3 separate regions of the Mus musculus genome follow, and regions 1 and 2 are each linked to region 3. Evidence: chromatin loops called from intact Hi-C (ENCODE). Cell type or tissue: heart. All regions are shown on one strand.

Region 1 (5,000 bases), 210 kb before region 3:
ATGGGTGTATCTTTTGTAGTAGTCCAACAGAGACAAAGCAGGCAGCTCCAGAGTGACATACAGTAGAGGAGGAGAGTCAAATGGTTAGAACAGGAGAGAAAACAGCTAAAGATGTGGACTGGGAGAGGCTTTTGGGGAAAGGGAACATTCCAATTGAGGCAGACAAGTAAGTGGCTTAGTAGAGAGATGCCTGGGTGACAGGTGCCCAACAAAGCAAAGCAGGTTCCAGGGACCATAGAGACTAAGAAGACCTTTACCAAGTAGGTGAGGAGAGGACAGACAAAGGGTTAGAGCAGGGGGTGCAAAGAAGTAGCTGAGGAAGTAGAATCTAGAATTTAGAGTCAAATATGGTGAGTAGCAGAAGCCAGAAGAAACAAATAATCTATACATACCTCAGGAGAGTCAAATCAGCAGCTTGGTTCGATTAGGAGAGGCTGAGCCCCTTGGGGGTGGAGAGTGTTATATATGTCCCTCCTGGTGACTGAAATGAAGACATAATATTTCCAAAGTGTGGTTGAGAAGAGTACAGCCAGGGACATCCAAAGGAGTCCAGAGCAGGGAGAGAAAGTAGTAGACTAAACGTGGCCAATCGACTTAACTGAACCATGAGAGGGGAGGGGAGAGAGAGAGAGAGAGAGAGAGAGAGAGCCAAGAGCAGAAGACCAAGAGAGTTACAGCCGCAATGGCAGGATTATATAGAAAACAAATGCTAAGGGAAGAAAAGCAAAGCCTGTGGGATGGAGAGGTTTAGGGGAGCAGGCAGGGTAAGAAGAGCTGAGAGGAACCACAGATACTGAGTGAGCCTGAAGGCCAATCTTACACTGTTGGATGCTAATAAGCACCACAGTTAGCCATCTGTCCTATTTTCTTTGGGACTTGTTAACTCCAGTTCTCAGTATTCTACTCATGTTGCAGAATATTTGATTATACTGTGAACCCTGAGATTCTGTTGTTTACTGGATAAACCTGTCTCTAGTTGTGGTACGGTTCACCCTTAGCATATACTACTTTAATCCCTCTGGCTAGAATACAGACATGCCCTTAGTATATACCTTTAATCCCAAACAATGAGAATAAAATTAGTTTGTAGAAGGAAGCGCACATGTTTGAAAGCGATGTCTAATTGAATGGCAGACAAAGTGACAAATCAGAGAAAGATATGACAGAACAGGATATGCTCAACTCTCATGAAAAGAAAGAGAAGCTACTTGGGATGGGCAGTGCGGAGAGAAAGGAGGCAGTTGTACTGGGAAAGCTTTAGAGAGAAAGACTGAAGAGAGAGCAAGCTAGACACAGGTAAGACAGAACCCACCAGAAAATGAGGAGCCAGAAGATTAGAACATACCGCCTGAATTAGTTTGAGGCCAAGCAGAGCAAAAAGTCAAAGGCCGAGTGAGAAGCCAGGTTGAATTAGCTTGAAGAGGAGTTTGAGCTGGAACCTCGGAGCTTGAAGGCATTCTAGGCCTAGATTAGATTGTACAGAGGCTAGAAACTTCCAGGACCAGTCCTAGATTAGCCGACTGTGGCAGTATGCAGAGACAGCAATTACTTCAGGTAAATAAAGGATACTACTACCTAAGAGGGCAGGACATCCTCTTCTGAGAGCCATATGGTATAGAGACATATATTCAAGAAAACATTCATAAACATAAAATCAAATTTAAAAATGATTTTAAAGAAAGAGTACTTGAAGTTAAGGAGGAAAAGTCATGGTGGAATATGAGAGTATTTGGGGGAAAGGAAATTGGAAGGGTGGATTTGATCAAAGCATTCATGTCCGTGTGGTTTGTGTATAAAGGAAGTTTGTAGTGCCAGATGTATAAACTGAGGCCACGACTACTCAAAGGCATGCTTGTTTGAAGGGAAGGAAGGGTTTTGTTGTAGGTATGAGGGAAAGTACAGCCAGAGGCATCTGGAAAAATCCAGAGCTGGGAGAGAAAAGTGTAGACTGGACATGGCCATGGGGTGGGATGGGGTAGTGAGACAGGAAGACAAAGGAGCAAAGGAGGCCACAGGAGAGGGGAGCGGGAAGGAGAGAGGGAGAGGGAGAGGGAGGGAGAGAGAGAGAGAGAGAGAGAGAGAGAGAGAGAGAGAGAGAGAGAGTCAAATAGTAGGGTTACATGGGAATGAGAAACTAGAAGAGGGAAGCTCATGACTTGGAGAAGTTTAGGGTAGGAAGTGGGGTGAGAAGAGCCACAGGTACTGAGTAAATCAGAAGGCTAGCCTTGTGTTTTGGTATGCTAATAGGCACCACAGAACCTTTCTGACAGAGACAAGGAATGACTCTTTTGATAGAAACCAGTGCCAGAATTTAGGGGAGTGGAGTATTTGGACCTATGCGGATCAAGGGAACGTCTTAAATAGGTGTGCTGTGGGCAGCCATAAACATCTTGGGCTGCTGTTCATTGGAATCTTAAGAACTAGTGTTATGGAGCCGGCTGCAGGCTAGACTATATCTAACCTGTGATCGTGGCCAAATTATTTGCCTCCCTCATTCATTCCACAAACATGCCAGGACTCTGTGTGCTTATCAACTGTGCTTATCAATGGGTGTGTGTGTGTGTGTGAGAGAGAGAGAGAGAGAGAGAGAGAGAGAGAGAGAGATCACTCCAAAATGTTTACTACTTAGTTCAATGGGGAATTCCAAATAAACGCTAATTATTAGGATTTCCTCCTTTTCACTCAAAAAACAAACAAAACAAAACAAAAAACCACACACACAGGTAAACTCTCAATAAAAGCAAGTTATTCTTTTGAGGTTTGCTGTCTAAAGGCAGCTTTTGAATTTAAGGGTCTTAATTCTCTCCGAGATCACAGACACGCCCATTCTCGGAAAAGCAGGGCATTTCCAGAGCCACAGGAGCCCTCGCTCGCCTAAACCCCTTTACTGAGCTGCTGAAGTGGTGTGAGAGGCCTGTGAGTGAACCATCAGACCGAAAATCGCCGCAATGGGAAGACAACCCAGGCTGACAATGGCAGTGGGGACCCTGTCAGCTCCGATGAGACCCATAAAACGCAGGTCTGGCCCACGCCTCTCGGGTTCCCAACCCGCCGGCTTAGAGCGCCGCCACCCAGATAACAATGGTGGTACTGAGGGTGGAGCCCCGGGGAGGAGGAAGGCAGAGCAAGGAAGTGAGTAGGTCTGGCCCCAGGGAATTGGAGAAGACACGTGACGCAACCCCACGCCCCCCTCTTCATTCCTGACGCTCCTGCCTCGCCTTGCAGCCGGAGCCCAAAGATGTCGGTTCAGATCAAGGAGGCGTTAGAGAGGGCCGAACTATTCTCCCTTAGCGCACCCGGGGATGTCACGTGACTTCGGCCCCGCCCCCTTAGGAAGCCGCTGCCGGCCTCCTGGGAGGGGCAGCGGCGGAAATGACGTCACGGCGTTCTTCGCTGCGTGCGGCTACGTGGCGGAGCCGGCGGAAGCAGTTCCTGCGCTGGAGCCCGAGTGTTTGTGTTTTGGTTCGTGAGGAGCCGGGGCGGTCTGAGGGGAGGAGACCGAGGGAGGAGGAGGAGGAGAACGACGACGACGAGGAAGAAGTCCTCGGAACTCGAGCGCGGCGACTCTGGAGGAGGAGGAGAAAGGAAGGCGGAACGGAGAGGCGGAGACGCAGCCCGGCAGGGGCGGCGGCACGGCGGGCGGCGCTCAGAGTCCCGCGCCGGCCAGGGTGAGAAGAAGGAGCGAGCAGGCGACGCCGCCGCTGCAGCCGCGGCGCATCCGATCTCCGGGCCGGGCCGGGCCGTGCGTGGCCTCGCTGCCGGGAGACGCGGCCCAGGTAAGCCGCCGTCGGGGCGGGTCCCTGTGGTCCCGGGCCGGGCTTGGGGCCTCCAAGCCGCCGCGGGCCCTCAGCGCTTAGTGACTCATTCTTCTAGCAGCTTCGGGGCCTGGGACGTGGGGAATCCTCTGAGGGAGCGGCGGGTGGCACCCTCTTCCCTTCACAAGATGGCGCCGTGGGAAGAGCCTGGGGCCCTGGCGGTCTCCAGCCCGGTCTTTGGGGCTCTGTCCCGGCTACTGAGCCGGATCGCATCCGGGGTGACGGGGGTGGCTCAGGAGCGCGCCCACCAGGCCCAGCGGAGCTCCTGGCCCCGGCACCCCGGTTTGATTTCTCGGCTTCTTCCAGACAGGAACCCAGGCCTCCAGCAGGTGGGGATTGGGGAGCTCCGCCTACCTCTGACCGGCTTGGCCGGGCTGTGCGAGTAGTGGGATCCTCTGGTCCCTTCCGTGGGAGGTGGGAAGCCCGGGCCAAGGTGCGAGCAGGTTAACATCCTAACGCCTCCAGAAGTTTAAAGCTTTGACTGTCACTCTTGGCATATTAGTTTTTGCCTCGCCGAAATGGATTTAAAGTTCTGAATCAGTTGCCTTGCACGTAACTAATTAAAAAAAAAAAAACTGTTACATCTTCCAGAATATTGAGGTCTGCCCAGAATCGTTCTTAATGTAAAATTTGAACCCGTGGGGTTGTGAACAAAGTAGGCAGCACAACAGTGCCTGGCACAATTTAAGGGCTCAGTGCAATTTTTTTAATCAAAGACTTCCTAACTGTATAAAAAAACTATTTTAAAGATTGGAGATGCATATTATGCAAAAGTTTTCTTTGACGGAATAAAAGTACAAGTTATAAGTGCAGAACCTCTGTGCACTGAGCAGTAGCTTCACTGAACACCCCCAGCCCTCGCACTTAACATTAATACCATGTTCAACCTGTGTAGGTTTATACTTGGGCTTATTTCCGTTTGAGGTCTTTGGAAGTAAAAGATTTAGTAGCTTTGCACTTTAAAAGACACTGACTGTGAAGGCACCCCGCCTGTCATCCCAGCACTCTGGAAGCTGAGGTAGGTAGGATCAGGAGTCCAGGCCATCCGTAACCTATCCTGTGCTTGCCTAGGCGACAAGTCCCTGTCCCTCAAAAATGTGATCGGGATGTGGGGCAGGAAACAGTTTTTAAAAACTAAGTACAAAATTTTGTTTGTATTTTCTGTGAGAATCGATGTTTTCCCTG
Region 2 (5,000 bases), 120 kb before region 3:
CTGGACTGCTAAGCTTGTCTGCCTTTTTTTTCCAAGACAGGGTTTCTCTGTATACCCCTGGCTGTCCTGCAACTCACTTTGTAGACCAGGCTGGCCTCGAACTCTTGTCTGCCTCTTTTTTTTTTTTTTTTTTTTTTTTTTTGGTTTTTCGAGATTGTCTGCCTTTTTGACCTCTTAACTCAAAAGGTGTATCTTTGTTTTCACACCAGTTCTATCCCTTCTTTGGTTTCTGGCCAAGAGCATAAGCATACCACCCCTGGCCCTCGGGGCATTCTCCACTTTTCTCTGAAGGTTATATACATCTCCAAACCACCCTTTTGTACAGCTACTTACACCCCACCTAGGCTCCAAGTGCAGAACAGGCTTACTTTCTGCACTCTAAAAATGAGCCAGTTTTTCTCTTCCTTCTGTTTACCTTTGGGCAGCTGCCAGAATTTACAGTTCACTATAATACAATGGGCCTCAATCTTCCTTCTGAATCCACTTAAAAATTCTTAGATAAAGGACACTAAGAACATATAAGAGAACCTGGATTTCCCCAGTAAGTAATGTTTTAATGACATTATTGTAGAAACTTGAAGAACAAACAACCAGAGGACAGTGATGTAAAACCTGAGCTTTTTCGGGAGGCAGAGGCAGGAGGATTTCTGAGTTCGAGGCCAGCCTGGTCTACAAAGTGAGTTGCAGGACAGCCAGGGCTACACAGAGAAACCCTGTCTTGAGCCCTCCCACCCCCAACAAAACAAAACAAAAAACCCCTGAGCTTTTTTTTTTTTTTTTTTTTTTTTTTTTCCCCAGACAGGATTTCTCTGTGTAGCCCTGGCTGTCCTGCAACTCACTTTGTAGACCAGGCTGACCTCGAACTCAGAAATCCACTTGCCTCTGCCTCCCAAATGCCAGGATTAAAGACATGCTGAGTTCTTTTTTTTTTTTTTTCCTTGTTTCTTTATATACAAGGTTTCACTGTGTAGCCCTAGCTGACCTGGAACTCCTAACAGTAGACCAGAATTCCTCAAACTCACAGAGCCTGGCCAGTCTCTGCTTCTGCAGTTCTGGGGTCAAAGGTGAAGACCACCGCTCCTGGCCTGTTTTTTAATTAATTTAATTAATTTTTGAGGCAAGAGTCTTACTCTATTGAGCTTCCACACTAGGCTAAGGTCAAGCCTAGGTAAGGACTTCAGTTAGATGTAGCCTAGTAAGGCTGCAGTTTCACAGCAGGTGTCACTCCTTTGAGAAGAGACTTCTTTCTCTCTTGGCATTGCATTACTCTGCGTTAAAAGGACACAGAATCTGGCGAAACACATCTTGAGACATAAAATGCAACTTTAAGCATGACTGGTAAGAGTATTTGCAAGGGAAAGCCCATCCCATATGGCTGGAGTTCAGCAGGAGCTACCAAGCTTGCTAGACAACCAATCACAAATTCATTACGACCATTGTCCCACATTGTGACTATGCTTGCTCCGCAGAATTAGGGCACTTGCCAACGGTGCTGACCGGCAATGCAGGGCTATTCAAATCGCTTTAGGAAGGTTGACCCATGTGAAAAAATGAAACAATCTCTTCCTACCATCAGAGCCAGGGACAATAGTTTTGATTTTGAAGTTTAAGTCAAAATCGGAATCACTTTCCTGGACGCTGTCTTTCTGGTTAACTTGAAAACAATAGACACACTAGCAGCTGAAAGTAGCCAACCTCGAGTGAACCCCGTAGGCGGACTAATTTCAAACTTTTTCCATGCGTTTAGTTTTCATTTCGCCGACATGTAATGTTCTCAAACGAACAAGTATTATGTGATACACACACACACACACACACACACACACACACACACACCACACACACACACCATTGAGTCATCTCCCTCCCTCTCTGGTCATATTCGGTTCAGAAACTACCAGGAGAAGACGATGGGGAAGAATTGTTTAAAAAAAAAAAGTTTAACTCAAAGTCAAAAAAAAAAAAAAAAAAAAAAGGAACCCTTCACGCCATGATTTTGGTGAATTAGCAACAAAGAGGAGGATTGGCCGCTGACGGGTACTTCTGGAAAACATTTTTTTTTCCTCTGGCTCCCGCTAGGGTGGAGGAAGTTGGGTCTCGGCGCGGGAGGGTGTCAGGCCCAGGGACGCCAGCAGCGCAGGGCGGCAGGTGCCTGGGCTGCAGCGGCCCGGTCTCGCGGGTCGCCGGTCACCTACGGGCCCTGGCGCTCCCGGCGGGCGGCTACGCTCGCAGCAGCATGCCGGAGGCCCAGGGGAGCAGAGCGCGGCCAAGGCGCTCGGGCCCGCTAGCGTCCTAGCCGCCTGGGGAGGCGCGGGGGCCTGCGATCGCTGGCGGCCGAGTGCGGCGGGGGCGGGGAGGGCGCAGGGCGGCGGCCGGGGGGGGGGGAGGGTCTCGGCTCCGCCACCAGCGCCCGCGGGGACCCTGGCAGCTGCGGGTGACAGTCGGGGCGGCATGGCCGAGGCTGGCGGGGCCGGGTCCCCAGCACTGCCTCCCGCGCCCCCGCACGGTTCCCCCCGGACCCTGGCCACCGCTGCCGGGAGCTCTGCTTCCTGCGGGCCAGCGACCGCGGTGGCCGCGGCGGGCACGGCCGAGGGACCGGGAGGAGGCGGCTCGGCCCGGATCGCCGTGAAGAAGGCGCAGTTGCGCTCTGCTCCGCGGGCGAAGAAGCTGGAGAAACTCGGCGTGTACTCCGCCTGCAAGGTACCCGCTGGGATGAGCACAATCGCGGGGTCACGGGCGGGCTCGGACCCCCCCTCCCCTCCCCCACCCACTCCCAGCTTCCCGCCGGCACCGCGGAAGTGCTGCGTTCTGTGCGCGCGCTCTGCCGCTGCGGCTTGCACAGCATCTCACTGGGACAGGGGTAGGGGGTCTTCTAGATCTGCCGGTGTCCCTCTTCTGGGAAGGATGAGTCTTGGCTTCGGAGCGCTCGGCACTGGGGCTTTTTCTGCTCTGTAGGAGCTCGCGGGAGTCCTTTCACAGGGAGTGTAACTGTGCTTGGTGTGGCAGATCTGTCGGGGTTGGGAAGCAGCTTTTTTGGGGTTGGGGGCATCTTAGCGTGTGTCTCCCCGCGCTCGCCCTCCCCACTGAGCCCCGCTAGGAGGAGCTGGGTTGTGGAGCACCCAGAAGTGTCCTGGAATCCTGGCGCTCTACGGGAGCGAAGGGGCGGAGCGCGGGGTGGGAGGTGGGCACTGCCCCAAGCCCCTGTCCTTTGGCGCCTGGCGGCCTCGGCCGTGCGGCGACAACCCTGTCATTATTGTTATTATTTATTTAGCGAAAGCGGGATCCTGGCCGCTTAGGGTGTAAACAGGGTCTGGCAGGGTGACAGCCCAGGCGGCGAGCGCGTCTGCTCAGTTTGAAGACAGCTTTCTTGCCATTCTCCCTCTTTGGGGACTTTAGGCACCCAGGGCATCCAGCTGTAGAGCACTTGTAGGGGGCTCAGCATCTCCAGGCTGCAGGGGAGAGCGACTCTGCACTGTAGACTGCGGCTTTGTTTTGACTGGGTGACAGCAGAAGTGGGCGGGGACTTGGCCTTGTCAGCCCGGGCGGCCTGTGGTTGGGACCAGGCACTCACTCACTCACACCTCCCGTGTTGCTTGCTGCTCCAGCTTACTACTGTAAAAGGAGTCGCATCCGCAGCATCCAGGTTCTCATTCCTACTCCCCACTGTACAGCCAGGATGGATAAACCTGGTAGATGACTTCCCTTCCGGGACATTCTGGTTGTCGTGTTTTCTGGAGCTTTAAGGACCTTGGGGTCTCAAGCATGCCCTGCCCATTCCTTGTGGTCACCTCCTGTTTATCGATGCAGTCACAGCACCTGCTGTGCCTTCCTGAGAGGGCTCCAGTGCGGTGCCTTATGCACACAAATATGCTTTGGAATCGCTAAAAGCAAAAATCAGGAGGTCTGGGGTGGGGTCTGAGGAGTTACATTTCCAACAAAGCCCCCCAGGAGATGTGAGTGGCAACTGAGAATACTTTCCACGAAGCAAGTATATTACTACTTTTGAATTCTGCAGAGGAGCTGGGAAATACTAACGTCACGTGGTATAGACTAAGGCGTGCAAAAAAAAAAAATTGGAAGTATGTTTCTAAGAAATGGGAAAGGCGAGGGGCTCTACTCCAAAAGCTATTGACTTCCTTAGTTTTACAGTCCTACCAGTCCGACCTACCATCCACCTTAGACAGGACCTCTGGTGTAGCATGCCGGGGAGAGAGTGGCCAACAGAACCCAGAGCAAGTTCAAGGACTTAATAAATAGGCTTGGCCTTTGCAGCTGCTCTAGTCTCATTCAGAAAGCCAGCTATGTAGTCCTGACTTAGTTTTCAGTATTAGCCTGAGTCCCCATCACCAATACCCATCTCCATACTGCCTCCTGTCTGAAAACTTTCCAGTGGTTGTACACATGCATTCTTTTTAACTTTCTCTAGGTCTTCCTATGAAGTCCAGGATGGTCTTGAACTCCTATCTGCCTAGGATTACAGTTCTACCACCATGCTCCTCCCCTGGCCTTCCCAAATACTTTGAATTATTCATTATTATTCAATTATTTGAAACTTCAAGTGTATAACTTGAGAATTTTTTTTTTTTTGGTCATATTTTCTGACAATCTCCTAGGAAAGAAAAACCTGTTATTCTTTCTTCCTGCTTTTGAGAGACTCTGAAATGAAGTTTAGTGTGTGTGGTGTTTGTCTGCGAGTGTCAGAGAGTGTTCATCTCTTCTGTGTGCTCCTTGAGTCATCTCACCAGCCTGAAAGTGTGCCGTCTTATTTGCTGATTTATTTAGCTAATGTTATGAGGATTTCTAACTGGGGCTAGGCATTAAGCCAGGTACCAGGTTTATGGCACTGGGGTCTGTCTTTGTGGAGTTGTTGGAGTATGTGTTCAGATTCTAAGGTAAAGGCAGTAACGCAGTGACAGTGGACTCCAGTGGAGCCTTTTTGGGATGTAGGGCACGGGACTTGGAGAACTCAGTAGCTGTAGATCCAGTAGACGGAGGAAGTG
Region 3 (5,000 bases):
TCTCAATGGCTAGGAGTGCTTGCTAAGAAACCAATGAGGCCCACAGGTCAAATCCCCTAAAGAGCCAGGTGTGGTCCTGCACACTGGTGACTCTATCTGCTGTGGCAGGACGGAGGGAAGGTAAGGTGTTAAAGGTGTGTGGAGACAGGAGGATCTCTGGGGCTTGACTGGCTGCCACAATAGTTCCTTGTTCAGTGAGAGACCCTTTGCAGGGGAACAGGGCAGAGATTAATAGCAGGACTCCAGAACTTCTACTACAGCAACACCCCACTGTGCTCCACACACAAAGAAACACACACAACACACACAAATGCCACACTTTCAAAGTAAGAATGCTGGAAGAAGACAACACAAAATTCTCTTACTGGGTACTTGGCCCGGTGCAACAATAAAGGACTTGCGTTTCCCAATCCCCGCCAAATTTTTATTCCTTTTTTCTTTCATTCGATTCTTAATGTCTTCAAGGGTATCTTGAAAGGACCTTTTCTGACACCTTTCCTTAGCCATCTTTGTCTTTGAATTAAAAACAAAACAAAAAAAAAAAAAACCAATGAACACTTCTCAGATATTTTTTAAACATAAAATTTAAGAAACATAGGCTGTTCATCAAGAAGGGATTACAAAAGACTAAATTGTAAACTTACTTCAAAAAAAGCAATATTTTGATTTTCTGCTTAGAAATATTAAGTCAGGTGTTGTAGAATAATCCAAGCTACTAAAAAGGCTAAGGCAGGTGGGTCATAGATTTATGCTTGGGCTACATAGTGAAATTCATCTAAAACAAAACAAGAAGAAAAAAGATGTTAGAATCAAGCCATCATAAGAAAAAAAATCCCATAAAATGTCATTCATGCTTTTGCTATAACCTTATCTTCTACTATTTCATAGGAAAGTATTAAATAACTCCAGAAAGTATCAATTATTCATCTTATAGTAAATATTCATTGGAGGCGTACAACATTCTAGGCTCTATGGGAACTTATTATTTTGGGACAGGATATTGCTGTTACCCAGTCTGGTTTTGAACTTAAGAGCTCTCATGTCCTTCCTACCTCAGCCTCCTGAGTAGCTGGGACCACAAATGTATGAGCCATAAGCAGACTTACTTTTCTTACAATGTTTATAGCCAACCTTTAGTGTTTAGGATTACAGTATTAGTTCAGAAGCAATTTATATGTATATCTGGGTTTCTGTTTGGCAGCTTTTCTCTAGTAATTTTGGGGCTGAGAAAACATGTATTCATGTTAATAACAGTAGCGTGCTTCAAGCAAAATAAACTTCCTGGTCTCAAAATTGTAAACTGTTGCCAACCACAATGTGTGCATATAATTGTCACCACAAGAACTATCTTGATTCATCTCCTTTTAGTTAAGTGTTTTCTTGAATCTCTTCTTGAGTATTCTCACCAGGACGTATTTTCCTCCACGCATAATGAAGCCTTAAATTGGTACTGTATATCTTATCTAACCCTTTATTTTTACCAATGTGTATATACGATAGATTGGAGAGGGGAGTTCAACAGAATAAATGCAACGACTTCTTATAAGAATGGGTGGGTCACCATCAAGTTTTAAAAGTTTGCACCGGAGACATCTGAGTGACACACAGAATGAATAACTGATAGAGTTAAAGTTAATTACAGTTTGTTCGCGTGCGCGAGCACAGTGGGATGGAAATCGGGCCTTGTGCGTGCTAGACAGTGCAAGTCGGCGAGAACACCCCTTCCTCCGGCCCCTATCTAAAAAGTTTTTGCTACTTTGATTGAGCAAAAGCCCTGTCGATTTCGGGGTGCTCGCTTTCGCGAGCGGAACGCGTCGTCCGGTCGGAGAGATACCTCCAGTCCCGCCGCCCGTACCGCTCCGTACCTCGGCCACTCAGGTCCGGACGAGCAGATGCAACCTCCCGCTCCGCCGCGCTCCGCAGCTACCGCCGCCACATTCGAAATTCTGCGTTACGCGTATCCATTGGCTGGCCGGACACCATCACGTGACACTCCGGCCCGCCCTTCTCCGTAGACGCAGCGCCCGGCCCCGGGGAATGGCATCACGTGGCGCGCCTGCGCACGCGCAGCTGTGGCTGGGGTGGGGTAGAGGGGGTGGAGTCAGGCTGGAATTGAGGCCTTGGCTCGGCGTCCGCCTTCCCACAGCCTAGAGATCTAGCGACTTTGAGACTGGGTCTTGTCTGGGTGCGTCCCTGACTTCCGGTTAGACCTGGGGTGTTGACGCAGGCCTGAGAGCCCAGCTCTCAGAAGGCTGAGGCAGGAGAATGACGAGTTCGAGTTGAAGCCTGAGTTGGAGCACGAAAGATCCAAACAGATCCTGGCGTGGCTTGTCAGGGCGCCCAAGGCCGCGCAGCTCTTGTGCTCCGGGGCGCGCCCGTGTGGCAAACGTCCATCCAGCACGTTTAGCGCAGGCTCAGCGAAAGGACTGATGTGAGAGACTGGGCTCTCCAGGTTCAGCCCGCTGGCGAGATCTGCGGGTGGGCCTGGCTGATTCAAGAAGAAACGCCAAGTGACAGCCCGATCCTGTCCTGTGCATTTACGGAAGAGATTTACAACCGGCTGCGCTCACCTCAGAAGTCATTGTAGTGCAGCAGCCGTGACTGAATTAGAAGGTCATCTTGTGGGATCCGTTTTTTAAAGTGCTTTCCCGGGAACAATCTAAACTTCTTTATCAGTTCCTGATAATAGTCAAGGAATTGGGTTTAGTCATGCTGAGAAAAGTTCGGCACGCTTACACATCAGGCAGCGTTACTGGGTAGTTCTGAAGGCACACAAAGAAAATGGGAAGGGGAAGGTGGCAGCAGGGAGCCCTACCACAAGACATTTGGAGCCTCCACAGTTGAGTGATTGCTTCATAAGTCATATCCTTGGCAGATGTCTTGTGCCATAAGGTAGATAGATATACGTAGCCAATATAACAAGTTATATTTTACTATGCTGGTCATCACACAAGGTTCACACTCTTAATTTCTTACCTAGGGTCCTAAGATTATCGTTCCACGGCTGCTCATTTATGGCTCTCTTCTTTGTTTTCTGTTTGTTTTTGTTTTTGAGACAGGGTCTTCTTGTAGCCCAGGATGACCTCTAACTCCTTACGCTGTAGAGAAGTCTCTCTGTGTACCTTTGACTGTCTTGGAACTCACTATATATTTGAGGTTGGCCTCAAATGCAAACAGATCCACCTGCTTCTGTCTCTTGAATGCTAGATTAAATGTGTGTACCACCATGTCCATCTCCTAAAAAAGTTTGGTTTTGGTCTGTTTATTTGGCATTCAAAAAACAAAACAAAGCAAAACAAAACAACGGGTTAAGGCAGGTTTTTTACACAGCCTAAGCAGACTTCAAATTCGTGATATTTCTGCGATGACCAGGAACACACAGAGATATGCTAGTCTTGGCCTCCCAAGTGCTGACATTAAAAAAAATTTTTTAAAAAAGATTCCTTTGGAAATGTGGATATGATCCAGATATCAAAAGCTTTTGCTGCTCTTGCAGAGGACCTGAGTTCAGTTCTGAGCACCCATGTCAGGCAGCTCACAACCACCTCTGACTTCAGCTCCAGATTTGATGCCCTCTTCATGGGCACCTGTGTACAGCATGTGGCATACGTGATCAAAGAGAACACATACATATATACAAAAATAAGAATTAAAAAACCCTTTGAAAGATTCTTTAATACTTACCATGTCATGTGCTGTGTATTAATTTGAATAGCATACAAATGTTAGAAACTTGGTGACCAAAAGTTTTAAGGAATTTGTCAGAACCAAAATGCAGCAAACTATCACATCATTTTGGTACCCACTTATATTGGCTTAGTCTTTTCCTTTGTTGAGCAGTCCCAAGCTGTGGAGAACCTATATAAGTGTACAGTAGACAGACAGGCTGGGGAAAGTCCTACTTTTTAGATTGCTTGTAGCTTTCATCTGCATGTTTTAGAAATGTATCTTAACCACTTGAAATAACTTATTAAACCTCAGAATCCTTGCTGTATACTTCTATTTTAGAGGGTTGAATTTCTCAGCCTAGTGCCAAGAATGTAAGTATTTAATTGAATTTACTGCCTGTGGCAGTTTGGATATGCTTGGGCTATGGGAAATGGCACTATGAGGAGGCCTTGTTGGAGGGAGTGTGTCACTCTTTAGGCAGGCTTTGAGGGCTCCCAGGCTTAATTGAATGCTGCTGAAACAGTCTCTTTCTTTCTGTCTTCAGATCAAAATGTAGACCTCTCATCTCCTCCTAAACCATGTCTATCTGCAGGCTGCCATGCTTCCTGCCATGATGATAATGAACTGAACCCCTGAAACTGTAAGCCAGCTCCAATTAAATGCTGTCCTTTATAAGAGTTGCCTTGGTCATGGTGTCTCTTCACCATAGAAACCCTAACTAAGATGCTGGCCGTGCTGGCGTTTTGTTTGTTTGTTTTTGAGACAGCGTCTCATTATGTAGCTTTGGCTGGCTTGGACATAGGTATGTGGATCAGACTGACCTAGAACTCATACAACCTACTGTCTTTGCCTCCTAAGTGTGTGTTTAAGGTATGAGCCACTACACTGCATTCCTATTTTGGCATATTAAATCTCCCCTGTAGGCTCATGGGTTTGAACACTTTATCTCTACATGGTAACGCTGTTTCGGGTGGTTGTAAAACCTTAGGCTATGAGACACAGCTGGAGGAGGTGGGAGGGTTGGGGATGACTGCTTTGGGCCTAGGCTCTCTCTGCTCTGCTCAGTGGCATGTACAAGCATTTACTGCACACTCCCACTGCCACACATCTAGTCTGTCATCCTGCCTTTCCTGCCATGATGGACTTACAACTCCTGAACCATCTCTCCTCCCTTAAGTTGCTTCTGTCATGTATTTCATCACAGCAACATAAACACATGTAACGTAAGCGCATGCTCTGCTCTGTGCCAGGGCGTTCTATGTATTGCTTTATTTATTTTTTATCTTTTTTTTTTTTCCAGAGCTGAGGACCGAACCCAGGGCCTTGCGCTT

What was found. Hi-C counts contacts between places; a loop is a spot of excess contacts. Peaks named below come from ENCODE experiments on the same cell type or tissue, not always from the same donor. Only the 100,000 strongest peaks of a DNase experiment are listed, where the experiment ranks them.
Region 1: it touches region 3 in a loop (5-fold over the local background); 11 of 42 quality-filtered maps call a loop at or near these places.
Region 2: it touches region 3 in a loop (3-fold over the local background); 12 of 42 quality-filtered maps call a loop at or near these places.

The regions. Positions count from the first base shown.
Region 1 is chr17:53,475,833-53,480,832 of GRCm38, forward strand. Rab5a (RAB5A, member RAS oncogene family) reads left to right here and starts at 3,402. Exons shown (of 6, transcript NM_025887.4): 1 at 3,402-3,776. In heart, CTCF peaks have their summits at 3,066 and 4,119; DNase peaks (open chromatin) are centred at 3,369 and 4,009; H3K4me3 peaks cover 2,800 bases; H3K27ac peaks cover 2,761 bases.
Region 2 is chr17:53,564,879-53,569,878 of GRCm38, forward strand. Kat2b (K(lysine) acetyltransferase 2B) reads left to right here and starts at 2,093. Exons shown (of 18, transcript NM_020005.4): 1 at 2,093-2,700. The coding sequence starts at 2,452. In heart, CTCF peaks have their summits at 2,092 and 3,099; DNase peaks (open chromatin) are centred at 1,463, 2,213, 2,733 and 3,503; H3K4me3 peaks cover 3,550 bases; H3K27ac peaks cover 3,239 bases.
Region 3 is chr17:53,687,346-53,692,345 of GRCm38, forward strand. It overlaps Sgo1 (shugoshin 1), which reads right to left and starts at 1,970. Exons shown (of 9, transcript NM_028232.2): 1 at 1,866-1,970; 2 at 645-775; 3 at 366-513. The coding sequence starts at 507. It also overlaps the pseudogene Gm31532. In heart, a CTCF peak has its summit at 2,384; a DNase peak (open chromatin) is centred at 2,126; H3K4me3 peaks cover 2,420 bases; H3K27ac peaks cover 2,608 bases.